Regions from separate parts of the Mus musculus genome. Here all the other regions are linked to region 2. A link is a loop called in an ENCODE intact Hi-C map of the cell type or tissue named here. Cell type or tissue: left cerebral cortex. All regions are shown on one strand. Links, peaks and the distances in the headings refer to the core of each region. The heading gives the core; the rest is flanking DNA. Region 1 overlaps Galnt11 (polypeptide N-acetylgalactosaminyltransferase 11). Region 2 overlaps Prkag2 (protein kinase, AMP-activated, gamma 2 non-catalytic subunit). Region 3 has its middle 7.4 kb from the start of Gm33836.

Region 1 (4,210 bases), core at 827-3,326, 170 kb before region 2:
AGGAAGGCACCAGCAAAGCAATGGCCAGACTCACTCACCTTGTACTCATCCAGCCAGACATGTGCCAGTCTCAGGGAGTTGTGTGTCATGGTGTCCTGGCCTTCCGGAGATCCGTACGGTCGCCTTTTTCGGAAAATGTGTCCTACTCTTGAGCAAGGGAGGATGAAGAGCTTGCCGCCACACATCCAGATCTAGCCAGAAGCAAACAGGATGGCTGTCAGACCGAAGCAGCGCACATCTTCATGACTGACCCTTTATGAATGGTGGCTATGCAGCTTACAGATGCTTATCTTACTAGATATAAAGTGGGGGGCACCTACAAATTAGGTCCTTCTGAAATTAAAAATGTTATCATCTTTGGTTGCTCTTAAGGATTTAAGGACAAGGAACATCTGAACTTACAAATGCGCATGCCATACATGAGAGTGAACACTGAGGCCTAAGAATACTGGGAACCTTGGGATGGAGAGGTAGCTTAGCAGTTAAGCGCACTGGCTGCTCTTCCGGAGGTCTTAAGTTCAATTTCCAGCAACCAAATGGGTGGCTCACAACCTTTAATGGGATCTGATGCCCTCTTCTGGTGTGCAGATATACGCGCATACAAAACACCCGTTTACGTAAACTAAATAAAAATTATATCTGGGGAAGGGGTGGTTCCTTTGTCTCTCTTCTGCCTCATACCTTTGCTGCAGGGTCTCAGTCACACCCAGCTCCCCTGTCTGGCGGCTCGCACTAGCCGGCTTGCTCTGCTTCCCAAGGCTCCAGTTACAGTGAGGAGCCAGCCCAGCCTGGCGTTTACCTTGGCTGTGGGGATCCAGACTCCTTTACGCTTCCTTGCAGGGTAAGTGCTCTGACCACTGAGCCAGCTCCCCAGCAAAAATATTTTTAACATAAACTATACAGAGTGATTAAATTCAAAAGAACTTGATTCTAAGGCTGGCAAGAGGGCTCAGTGAGTAAAACGGCTTGCCACCAAGCCTCGTGACTCAGGTTCAATCCCTAGGACCCACATGGCAGAAGGAGAGGGCAGCTCCTATCCACTGTGCTTCCACATGGGCACAAGAGCACACGCGTAAGAACTTGGTTCCAGGGCTGAGAGACAGGGCGGCACGTGCAGAAAAGTCTTACAACTTAGACTCAATCCCCAAGACCTACGTGGTAGAAGCAGAGAACGATTTCCTGCAAACTGTCCTCTGACCTCCATATGCATGCCATGTCATGTCATGTCATGCCATGTCATGTGAATACATACTTAACGTTTGTGAGATTCACTTACTTTTGCTAGGAAAGAAAGCTGAACTACTGATTTCTATATAAGCGTTCAACCTGAAAGGTTATGGAGAAAAACTGTGGTATGTTTCTAAATTACAAACAGCCATGCTTACAGATTCAGAGTGGTTTGCGGGGCCCACCTGCTCTCTCTGCCCTTGAACTGCTATCAGATTCTACTACAAGCAATTTAGGAACAGATCACACACAAAATCAAAATTACCCGAAATGAGATTTCCAGATTTTCTCCTCCCCAGATATCCATGCCACTGTCATACTGTCCAAGATCATTGAAATACTGTCTGTTCATGGCAAACAAGCCTCCAGCCATTGTAGGTGACCTAGAAAAGAACCACAGCCTGTGCTCATTCAATAGGACCAGTTACCAACTATTTACAAAGTCCCTGAGACTCTGGGGCACAGAAGATTAGCTGTCATTACAAAAGAGGTAACAACAGAGGATAACAGATAAGAAAGAAACATGGTCGTCTAATAGGGAAGAGGCTGGGTTACACACTGGAATTTTCTGGATTGCTGAGGCTATATGAGGTATCTGGCATAAGGTTATGTTCTAAGTATTGAGGTACCTTTCTTACTGTAATTGACTTTGAAAGGAACCAAAGGCAATGACTATAATTCCTTTTGAGGGCCTGGTAGAGGGGAACAAAAATTGACTCCAGGACCTACCACAAAAAAATCTCAAACTTTTGAGTAAGACAGACATCAGGAGTGGCTCTCAAAGTGGATGGCTGTGCCAGCGGTGACATCTGTAATGTTAGAGCATTTTCAGAACTCTACATATTTAGTCATTGTGCCTGGCATGTGGGTGGGGTGGAGGCTAGTGCTAACATCTGCTCTAGGCCAGGGATGCTGATAACTGCTAAAATACATGAGGGTTCCTCCATCCCCCACAGCAGCTTGCCAGCAAAGGACAATGCCATTAAAGCTTAGATTGCGGCTGTCTTGCAATAAGAAAAGCTGCAGCAGACACTACCTAAAGGCTTAATCCCAACTTCCAGGCTTCTGAGCCCTTGCTCTGGAGTTCAGGAATCCTGGTGAGCCTATAGAAGAGAGGCAGCACACTCAGCAAGGACTCCAGAATGTCTAGCAAAAGGACAGACAGACGAGGAATCACGCAATGCGGGAGCTAAATCACAGAAAAGAGAAACAGCCCACAATAATGTGGAGACGTAAAGAAGTTTTAATTATGAAGGTATCAAACGGACTTCAAAGTAACTATTCAATACACTCAAGACAGAAGGCAAGACTGAAAGCTTGGGAGAAAAGTAGATGCTCTTAGAAACATTTACACATGGGCTTGGATGGGGCTTAGCTGGTAAGGGAGTTTACAGCAGGCAGAAATCTCTAGTTTCAGTCCCCAGTATTACATAAACCAGGTACGGCAGTTACATGACATGAGCCCCATCTGTCTTTAAAACAACAAAACCTACTTATAAATATCTGGAAAACGCTTTTTAAAAAGGACTTTCAAAGGAATCAAAAATAAGACAGTCAAGACAGTATTTGTAATTGACAGTTGTCAGGGAAAGGCAAGTTTTCATCAATGGAGTGACACTTGGTATATCAACCACACCCAAAGCAGGCCCCAGGCACTGGAATAATTGGCCAACACAAAACAGATTCTTTGGGTATGTGTGTGTATTTTCATGTGTGCTTTGTTTTTTTGTGTGTGTTTATTTTTTATGAAAGAATATGATGTTGGGTGGGTAAGGAGGTATCTGGGAGGAGTTGAAGAGAAAGAATATGACCAAAATATATTATAGGAAAAAATTAAAAAACAAAAACAAAAACAAAAAAGACAGATGTGACTTCTTGTTGAGAAAGTGTGTGAAAGCACAAGTTTACTGCAGTACGCCTTGGGTCTCATCTTGAATATCCAATCACAGGGATGCAAATATTCTAAAATGCAAAAAAAAACATTTGGAATCTAATACACTTGTGGTCTCAGATGCAGATCTCTGCAGCCTCTGGTGATGACCTGGAGATGAGTGATACAGACCACAGCACACAGAGCCCACAGTACCCCAGACAACAGTTACCTATTCACGGCCCCTACCAGCTACACAGCACTCACAGGCAACTGACAGTGACTGATTCTTGCCTGGGCTCATACAAACCTACACCACGTAAGAAACCTCACTGGGCCAGGTGCGGTGGTGCACACCTTTAATCCCAGCACCACTCGAGAGGCAGGGGCAGATGACCTGACTTGGAGGCCAGACTGGTCTACAGAGTGAGATCTAGGACAGTCAGAGCTATTACTCAGAGAAACCCTGTATCAAACAAACAAAAAACCAAAACCAAAATGTGTTGTGGTTTTGAGACAGGGTCTCTTTTGTAATGCTGTATACACCAGGCTGGCCTCAAACTCATAGATTTGACTGTCTCTGCCTCCTAAGTGCTGGGATTAAAGGTGTGCATCGCCACTGCCAGACTTAAAATTGTTTTTGCTGGGTAAATTTAGTCATTCCTTTGCCCCTTACTAAGAATCACTTTTCTTTAATATACTGTTCTTTTCTAAAGAAAGGCTAGTGGGATTCTTCCAACTGCTCTTACCTTATTGGGGCCGTGGCGCCGTCAGGGCCTCCCAGCTCAGATACGGGAACTAGATCCCACTTGAAGTGCAGCCCCCAGTTGAAACCTCCCCGAACTACTGGGGATGAGCTGTAAGCGAGTGTGTCTGCACTGATGATGTCAATCACGGGGCACACCACTGTGTGTGGGTCCTCAAGGATAATGGCCAGCAGGGGCTGTAACCACATCACATTCACTTCACAGTGGCTGTCCAGGAACACCAGGACTTCTCCTGCAGAGGTGAAGGGAGAAGATACAAGAGTGACGCTTCACACTTGACCAAAGTACAGCTGACCAACGTGGGTGGACATGTTATATACAGGCTATGGATGGCCACCATGACCAC
Region 2 (4,210 bases), core at 1,171-3,670:
ATATACTCATGATTCTCTACTTTTCTTTTCTTTTCTTTTTTTTTTTTTTTTAAGATTTATTATATGTAAGTTCACTGTAGCTGTCTTCAGACACTCCAGAAGAGGGAGTCAGATCTCATTACAGATGGTTGTGAGGCACCATGTGGTTGCTGGGATTTGAACTCTGGACCTTCGGAAGAACAGTCGGGTGCTCTTACCCACTGAGCCATCTCACCAGCCCAAGTCTCTACTTTTCTGACTCGGGAGAAGCTCCGGCTGATTTCTTAACAGATCTCCCAGGTTGGCTCTTGGATGGACAGTGAGAGATGGATATGGACTCCCAGTACTCCATCACTGTGGTAGCTGGTTCCGTTGATTGTCAAGGCCAGACAAAGGTCATTCAGAGACCACCCGCCCCTGGGTTACTGTGTCCACCACCACTCCTCTGCATGGCCTGTTCCATCCCCACCCTTGCCAGGTGAGTGGAGCTACGATTGTTTGCATTATGCAGGTGGTAAAAAAAAATCTGCAAACAGGCTACGAGTTAGAGTCAGCGAGGCCAGGCAGCTAGCTGGAGCTGTCTGGCACCTGAGCCCACATACTGAACCACTGTGATGAACAGACAGATGGTGCCGGAGGCAATGTGCAACCTAAGAAGATGCACGGAGGGAGCAAGGTGTTTATCGCCAGCAATTTTTACAGGCTGATTTATGAATATCCTCAACCCACACCCCCATAAGCCCTCCCAACTGTTGCTGGGTCTGCAGCCTGGAGCCAGGCGAGCCTCTGCACTGGCCTTGTTCCTCATTTTCTTGGAACTCTGTAAGTCTCAGCACTCTGGCAGTTGGGAGCCAGCAGAAAGGAAGGTCCTGAATGTCACCCAGTGAAAAACAATGACATTTTCCAGCTCTGATCTATCCTGTCATCTTCCACATGGACTGCGTTTGTTCACTACATGCTCTGCTAAGAAAGGCCCCTTGCTCAAGGGTATTTGTATCTCCTGCTCCCTAAGAACACTCAGATCTTCAGTGGGCATGTTTTATGGGAGTGATCCATCCTTGGCTCCCTGTGAATAGGTATGGGGCTTAGAGTGTTTCCCCTCCGGTGTTGCTGTTTGCTGTCTCAGTTTGCTGTGGGAGCCCTGGGAATGCATCCTTCTGTACTAAGCCTTGGGGCTACAATCCATCAGAGCCTTTGCTACCACCTACCTTCCCCTTTGCTGTCTTCTTTCTTTCTCTGTTGTCTCTCCACCACTGCCCCTGTCCTCCCTTTACTTCGTCTCCTAAGAGCCAAATTTCACCAGGTGGAAAAACCTGCCTTCTGACCCAGTTCTAGGGCTTAGTGTAGTTGCGGCAGCCAACCCTGGGACACTGTGGTGTGCTCAGCAGGACTGCATCTTGGGCCAGGGTCATCTTTGAAAGAGACTTCCACACTAGTCTTTGCTGGACACCATTCGGCACTTGGCATCATGCCAGCCTCTTTCAAGTGTTCTGTCACTTAGCCAATCACAGCCTGACCTGATTCTGCTTGTTGCCCAATTCTATAATCATGGAAATGGAGGCTCGGAAGGGATGAGTCATTGCCCAAGGGACACAGCTGGTGAGGGCCGGGCTGAAGTTTGAACCCAGTGGGTTGCCTCTTAAATCTATGTTGGTCTCCCTCCCCACCCCCCACCCCCAGTGATATTTCTTCTTGCTTCTCTCTACATCCTACTTGGGGGAGATAAAGAAGGCAAAAATATCTTCTCAGGCGCTGCCAATCCCACAAGAAATGTTGTGCTTGAATGGATGTGCCTGGCATACCTGCTCTGGCTTCCTTGGGATTATAGGCCTTGGGTTGATTAGGGATAGAGGCTTTGTGGATCCAACCTCTCTCCTGCTGCCCATCACTAGCTGGGTGACTCTTGATAGGCTCCTGGTTTCTCTGAACTAAGGAAATGGCGCCATACAGAGAGGGGAGCCAGAAGCAAAGGAGAACAAATTAGGACTTCAGAAAGAAAATCATCTTTCTTGCACGACAGCTGAGTTGTTGCCTACCTAGCTGGCATGCACAAAGTTGTCCCCAGAACTGCAGAAACTGACCTGGTAGTGTGTGCCTGTCAGCTCAGCGAGTGCGAGGTGGAGGCAGGAGGATTGGAACGTCTAAGTTATTCTCAGCTACATAGTGAGTTCAAGGCCAGCCTAAGCTACATGAGACCAGGCTTCAAAAAAATATAAATAAAATATAAATAATCTTTCTTCATTTACTGGAGATACACCAAGAGTCACGTGTGTTCCAAATCTGGCAAGAGCAGAGGGCCTGTGTGTGTGTGTTGTTGTTGTTGTTGTGTTTTCTCCCATCCCTGACGATTTTCTTCCCTTGGGCATTGTCATCTTTCCGTATTGGAGCATTCTTTTGGTAGTGGAGATGATGGTAGTAACTGTCACTGGCACAAGGTAACTTCTATTTAAGCAAGCAAACAGGCCATCTCCATGGGATCCATACGGTGGAGATGTGGGCGTGGTTCTGGGTCTGTTCCCATCATGCTGGTTTCTGCCTACAAGCTTCCCTCCCTGTCCTGCCCACCCACTTTTTCCTTATGGTGCAGTCGCATGCAACTGTCTGCCTCCTGCGACTCTGCGTGAGAGCGTGCTGGTGCTGGGGGCTGAGCCATCTGCTTACTCAGGCTGTATGGACCCACGTGGGTGGTGAGTGGGGGCCACTAGACCAGTGTCCCCCGCGCATATATGAACAGTAGCACCTACAATCATGTGAGGCTGTCCCCGTCCTCTGTTAGTCTTCTCTTGCTGTGACCTTGAGCATGACCCTGGCTTGAGACTGCTCTTGCTGCCCATTGCCCTTAGGCAGTGCCATGAGAATCCCCAGTATGGCCCGTGAGCTGGGCATCCTGATTCTAGGCTGTCCGTACCCTGAGTTCTGACCTTGGGGCCGGAAGTCCTGAATTGTCCTTATTTGGCTCTGTAACTGAGGCACCGTCAGAGGGCCCCAGGGCCCTGGCTATACGTGGTCTTCAGGATGCCTGGTACTCCTCAGACTCTGACTGTTAGTCCGTGTTCCTTGGTAGCTAGATTCCCATTGCCTGGCTTTTTGGCAGGGTTGTTACGTAGCTCTTGTCTCTAGGCACCGAGAATCTGTCTCCACGTGCTTATGACACAGCAGAAGGGTTGCCCAGAGATGCTCAGGGAGCCTTCAGCAAAGAGACACATGCAGCCATGATGGGGTCAGAGACCTTGATAAATTCATTTCCTCAAGCCCTAAAATATAATGTGTTTCGAGGGATTGGAGGGTCATATGTGTATATGTACAAATATTTGTATTCACATGCGCATGTGTGCACATGTGTATTTATGCATGTATTTGTAGGGAGGCCATATAAAAAGATATACATGCATGCTATAGTATGACTCAGACTCTAAATACAAAATTTAAATACTTGACGGTTTTAAGCCCAGTTAAGGGTCAGCTTTGCTCTCTGTTAGATAGGAGCTAACAGGGACAGTGACATTGGCCATGCAGAACAAGAGTGGGTTAGGGTTTGTCTTTGAGTTCTTGGCTAGTCATCCAAGGGTCTCTTGCGGAGGTGGGGGTGGGGAAGCCTAGCATGGAGGTCCCAGCTTCCTCACCTACGAAGCAAGAGGCTTAGGTTCTACTGTGGACACTGGAAGGAAGCAGTGCGGTCTGATAGAAGAGCCAGAGCTGGGGTGAGAGGCCCTGGTGTGAGGCACCGTCTGCTGAGCAATGAAGAGCAGTGGACGCTAGCAGGTTAAAGTGGACCACGTCCAACAGGTGACTAAACAGAGAATGAGAGGCTTACAGGGTTAACCAAGTGTGTGGCCCAGCCACCGTGTGGCCCTGCTAGAGCCACGTTAAACAGCTGAGCTGTGCAAAGCATTCCTCTGAAGCTGTCATCTGCCGGCTCCTCCTGAAGCCTGCTGAACTCTGATGATGTCACTTCCTTTCTCCAGGCTCCTGATACACTCACGCAGCAGTGTGCCCTCCTTACACTCACCCAGCAGTGTGCCTGCCCTCCTTACACTCACCCAGCAGTGTGCCTGCCCCCCTTACACTCACCCAGCAGTGTGCCTGCCCTCCTTACACTCACCCAGCAGTGTGCCTGCCCCCCTTACACTCACCCAGCAGTGTGCCTGCCCTCCTTACACTCACCCAGCAGTGTGCCTGCCCTCCTTACACTCACCCAGCAGTGTGCCTGCCCTCCTTACACTCACCCAGC
Region 3 (4,210 bases), core at 736-3,235, 75 kb before region 2:
TAGTCCTGGCTGTCCTGGAACTCACTCTGTAGACCAGGCTGGCCTTGAACTCAGAAATCTGCCTGCCTCTGCCTCCCAAGTGCTGGAACTAAAGGCATGCACCACCACTGCCTGGCTCCATAACTTTTAAAATGAAGAAAAAGAAAACTTTAAAATGAATAACTCTATAGAGAGAATTTGAAAGTCAAATTCCCTCTGTTCAATATGGAAAGATTCTAGATGGGTATGACCTAGAGAATAGGTACCCCGGGCCACAGTGTGGTTGTGGTGTGAGCTGCGTCCTTCGAGGGGCACTTCCAGAGGAGAGGGAGACAGGCTAATTCCCCATCAACAGTCCCCAAGAGAGGGCCAAGAGGGAATCTGTCCATGCCCACCTGCCCTAGGTGTGGCCCCTCCAGCACCATCTGTTGCATCAAGTGAGAAGAGCATCAGCACAAAGCAGGAAGCGCAGGGGCTGGAGAGGGCACAGAGAGGTTACGGGGCCACACAGACTGTTCTTACCGAGGACCTAAGTCCTGTTCCCAGAACCCTGCTTGGGCAGCTCAAAACTACCTGTGACTTCAGCTCCAGGGGATCCTATACCTGCTTCTGACCACTGGGAACATCTGCACTCATGTACACATACCACTATAAACACACATGCACATGCACACGTACACGCACACACACACACACACACACACACACACACATGCACATTCAGCAAAAAAAAAAAAAAGGAAAGAAAGGAAGTGGAAAGCCCTTTCAGCTTCCCTGAGTATCTCAGGCAGGTAGGTTACAGAAGTCACAGTGAGGAAAGAGCAACAGAAGTCTTCCTGCAAACACAGAACATAGCTTCTTCTCACCACCTACATTAGTTAGCTTCCCATCACCCTGATGATACAACTGAGACTTCTGGGTGTGCTGGGTAAGCACTATCCCAGTGGAGCCCTTAGGCCACTTCCTGAAAGCTCTTCCACCTTCCAATAGTGTTAAGCCAAGGACTGAGCCCCAAACAGACAACCCATTCCAGACACTCTAGATCCAAACTACAGCAGACTAGTGACAAGGGAGAAAAGAAGGGAAGAAGGCACTGGGACAGGAATATGGGTTGGGAGCAGGGCTGGGGGTGGGGGTAGGGGAAAGAGGCGGTGGAATTAGCAGAGGCAGAGGCAGAGGCAGAGAGGCAGAGGCAGAGGCAGAGACAGAGACAGAGACAGTCAGATCTCTGTGAGTTTGAGGCCAGCCTAGTCTACAGAGAGAATTCCAAAACAGCCAGGGCTACACAGAGGAACCCTGTCTCCAAAAACAAAAAACAAAACCAAAAGACAATAACAACACAAACTTTTAACATTAGACGTGTAACATTAAAGACAATAGTTTCCAGGGGTTGGGGAGATGGCTCAGTTGGTAAAGTCTTTGCTGAGCATAGGGACCTGCGTTTCATCCCAAGCATCCTTGTGAAAGCCAGGCAGGAATGGTGATGTGCTTTAATCACAGAGCTGCATACAGGTTCAGTGAGAGATCTTGTCTCAAATAAATAAAAGTGACTAAGGAGGATAGCTGACATCAGCCTCTGGCCTCCACGTGCATGTGCACCCCCGACCCCCTAATGACCAGTGACTCCCCATATGTCAACGGCAGGCGCCTACTTAAGACTTTATCCAGGAGGATCTTACTGCAACGTTTGACGCTGTTGCCAGGCTGCCTTGTACAGCACTGGGTTCTGAAAGAAAGAACACTGTGATTTATTGGCAGAGTCTCCCATGAGCACAGGAGGTTAAGGATGTGCACAGCCCACATTTGCCATCTGGTGTTTTCTCCTTAATGGTCTTTCCCACTCACGGCGCCACATGTATCTGTGCTAACGAGTCCGCCTCAGGTTCTGGTGTGTCTCAACCTCTGCATTCCATGCCAGTCTGCTCACGTCTGCATACTCCTGTTCTTCAGCATAATGAGCCTGACAGGCACAGCCAAACGTGTTTCCTTCTTCCTTCAGGTCTCTCCTGTATTCGTCCATGATGCCAAAATCATCCCGGCTTGCTGTTTGTCACCCTTCCTCTATTGGGAAGAAAATGAAAGCCCATGTCCCCCCCTGAAACAGCTCATTCTCAGGCCTGCTGCACCTCCCTAGTTAGTGTGTAAGACTAGGAGGACGGGTGGTCCCTTTCCCTGACTTCTTCCTCAGCATCCCATAGAGGCAACCCCAAGCCATTGTTGACTTCCTTCCTTTTTTGTATATTAAAGAGGACTGAGTGCTATTATACCAATAGTATAAAAAGCAGCCTGGTCCAGTCTTGCCTCCATGACCCCTATGTAACCTTAATTTTTTTCAAAACCTATTTTTAATGATGGTTCTTGTCTTAGTCAGGGTTTCTATTCCTGCACAAACATCATGACCAAGAAGCAAGTTAGGGAGGAAAGGGTTTATTCGGCTTACACTTCCATACTGCTGTTCATCACCAAAGGAAGTCAGGACTGGAACTCAAGCAGGTCAGAAAGCAGGAGCTGATGCAGAAGCCATGGAGGGATGTTCTTTACTGGCTTGCCTCCCTTGGCTTGCTCAGCCTGCTCTCTAATAGAACCCAAGACTACCAGCCCAGAGATGGTCCCACCCACAAGGGGCCTTTCCCCTTGATCACTAATTAAGAAAATGCCTTACAGTTGGATCTCATGGAGGCATTTCCTCAACTGAAGCTCCTTTCTCTGTGATAACTCCAGCTGTGTCAAGTTGACACAAAACTAGCCAGTACAGTTCTTAAACGCTTTAACCTTCCTTTTAGCCCACCACCCATCAAAGGTAGTGGAAAAGAAAATGTATGGGGGAAGTGGACCTGTTTGAAAGGTTCTTTGGTTCCATCTGTGTTGTCTGGACATCTACAGTTCAGCTCACAGGTTAGTAGCAGCAGCTCGATTCACTCAAAAACACTTCATGGATACACCAGCAGTCCAGTTCGGTAAATTCCGGTTAGCAATAGTGGTGACATGACCTAGCAGAGACATACAGGCCTCAGCCTTGGCTTGAATCAGCAGGAAGGACCAGGAGGGATGCTAGGAGAAGTTCTCAGCTGTGCCTCTCACAGTGAAGTGAAAATCAGCAAAGATTCAAGGCCCACAAACATTGCACAGCTAGCTGTACTAGCAAGTCAAGCTTCATTCCTCTCACTGTCCATCGAGTTCTATTTATACACTCCAACATCATGTGCCCTCCATGGGTCTGTCTCAGCTGACATCACTCTGCCAATCAGCCCAAGTCCACGGACGTGGCAAGAAACAGCAGCACACCACCACAAGTTTCTTGGTGCATTTCTCTCTATGGAGTCCTGACAAATGCAGCTCAACTATGCAATGTAAGGCAGACCAATACATGTGTGTAGTTAGCAAAGAATCCTGATTCATCATGTGTCCTTCCGTGTGCTTGCTTTAGCAAAACATCCTCTCTCATGTGTCTGCTTCAGCGAAATGTTCTTTTGCCCATTTGTCCCAGCAAAACGCCATCTGATACAACTGACTTTCAAAAGATCCCTTAAGTTTCCACTTCACCCTTACTCTACTATGCTCCACAAAGACTTCCTTTATCTCTCCTTGCTGAGAGCATCCCTCAGTCCACATATTGAATGCCACACAACTCTACTAGCCTGCTACAATACTAGCCAGCCAAGCCCTATTCTTCTTCCAGGGTTTAGCTCAGCTGTGCTTCCGCAGTTCTGACTTACCCACAGGCATCCTGTGGCTACTGTGACTGCTCTAACCATGTTCATTGTTCTCTGCATGTGTGTGGCCCATGACGATGGCCCATGCTTCTCAAAGAAATTACCATGTTGGTAGCTCACAGCCTGAGCTCTTGCTTCTAAGCTCTTTCTTCTAACATCGTGCAGGATGTTGCAGGAACAATCAATGAATATAGATGGGATTTCCACTTTCACTGGGAACCCAAGATCATCTCTGCAATCAGCATTACCTCTGTATGATGCTCTGGTGAACCTGACAACCATAATTGGTAGAGGCCTCAGGATTCCACGGTTGTTCTTCAAGAGATGCTTTAGTTTTGACCCCCAATGCTGTCAGCTTAACATCTGCTCTCAGCTGCTGCCAGTCTGACACTCTCCAGTGACAGTGTTTGTGTCTTAACCCATCCAGAGGAGTCCCTGGAAGCCTGACTTCCAATGCCTCCCCTCCCCCAACAGGCCCCACATTGACACCCACATCCAATGCCTTCCCTCCCCCAACA

What was found. A loop is a pair of places that touch in the nucleus more often than their neighbours do. Peaks named below come from ENCODE experiments on the same cell type or tissue, not always from the same donor. Only the 100,000 strongest peaks of a DNase experiment are listed, where the experiment ranks them.
Region 1: it touches region 2 in a loop (11-fold over the local background); 2 of 42 quality-filtered maps call a loop at or near these places.
Region 3: a loop joins it to region 2, with 5 times the contacts of the local background. A loop is called at or near these places in 3 of 42 quality-filtered maps.

What each region holds. Positions count from the first base shown.
Region 1 is chr5:25,254,793-25,259,002 of GRCm38, reverse strand. It overlaps Galnt11 (polypeptide N-acetylgalactosaminyltransferase 11), which reads right to left. Exons shown (of 12, transcript NM_144908.4): 6 at 3,847-4,096; 7 at 1,493-1,610; 8 at 39-191. Among named protein-coding and RNA genes, the nearest start is that of Galnt11, 34 kb to the right of the region's middle. In left cerebral cortex, for the core only: no CTCF peak of the experiment used is centred there; a DNase peak (open chromatin) is centred at 2,113; H3K27ac peaks cover 1,194 bases.
Region 2 is chr5:25,083,694-25,087,903 of GRCm38, reverse strand. The region is part of intron 1 of Prkag2 (protein kinase, AMP-activated, gamma 2 non-catalytic subunit); the gene reads left to right. Among named protein-coding and RNA genes, the nearest start is that of Gm42232, 14 kb to the left of the region's middle. In left cerebral cortex, for the core only: no CTCF peak of the experiment used is centred there; DNase peaks (open chromatin) are centred at 1,516 and 2,519; H3K27ac peaks cover 2,375 bases.
Region 3 is chr5:25,158,307-25,162,516 of GRCm38, reverse strand. No RefSeq gene overlaps it. Among named protein-coding and RNA genes, the nearest start is that of Gm33836, 7.4 kb to the left of the region's middle. In left cerebral cortex, for the core only: no CTCF peak of the experiment used is centred there; a DNase peak (open chromatin) is centred at 1,802.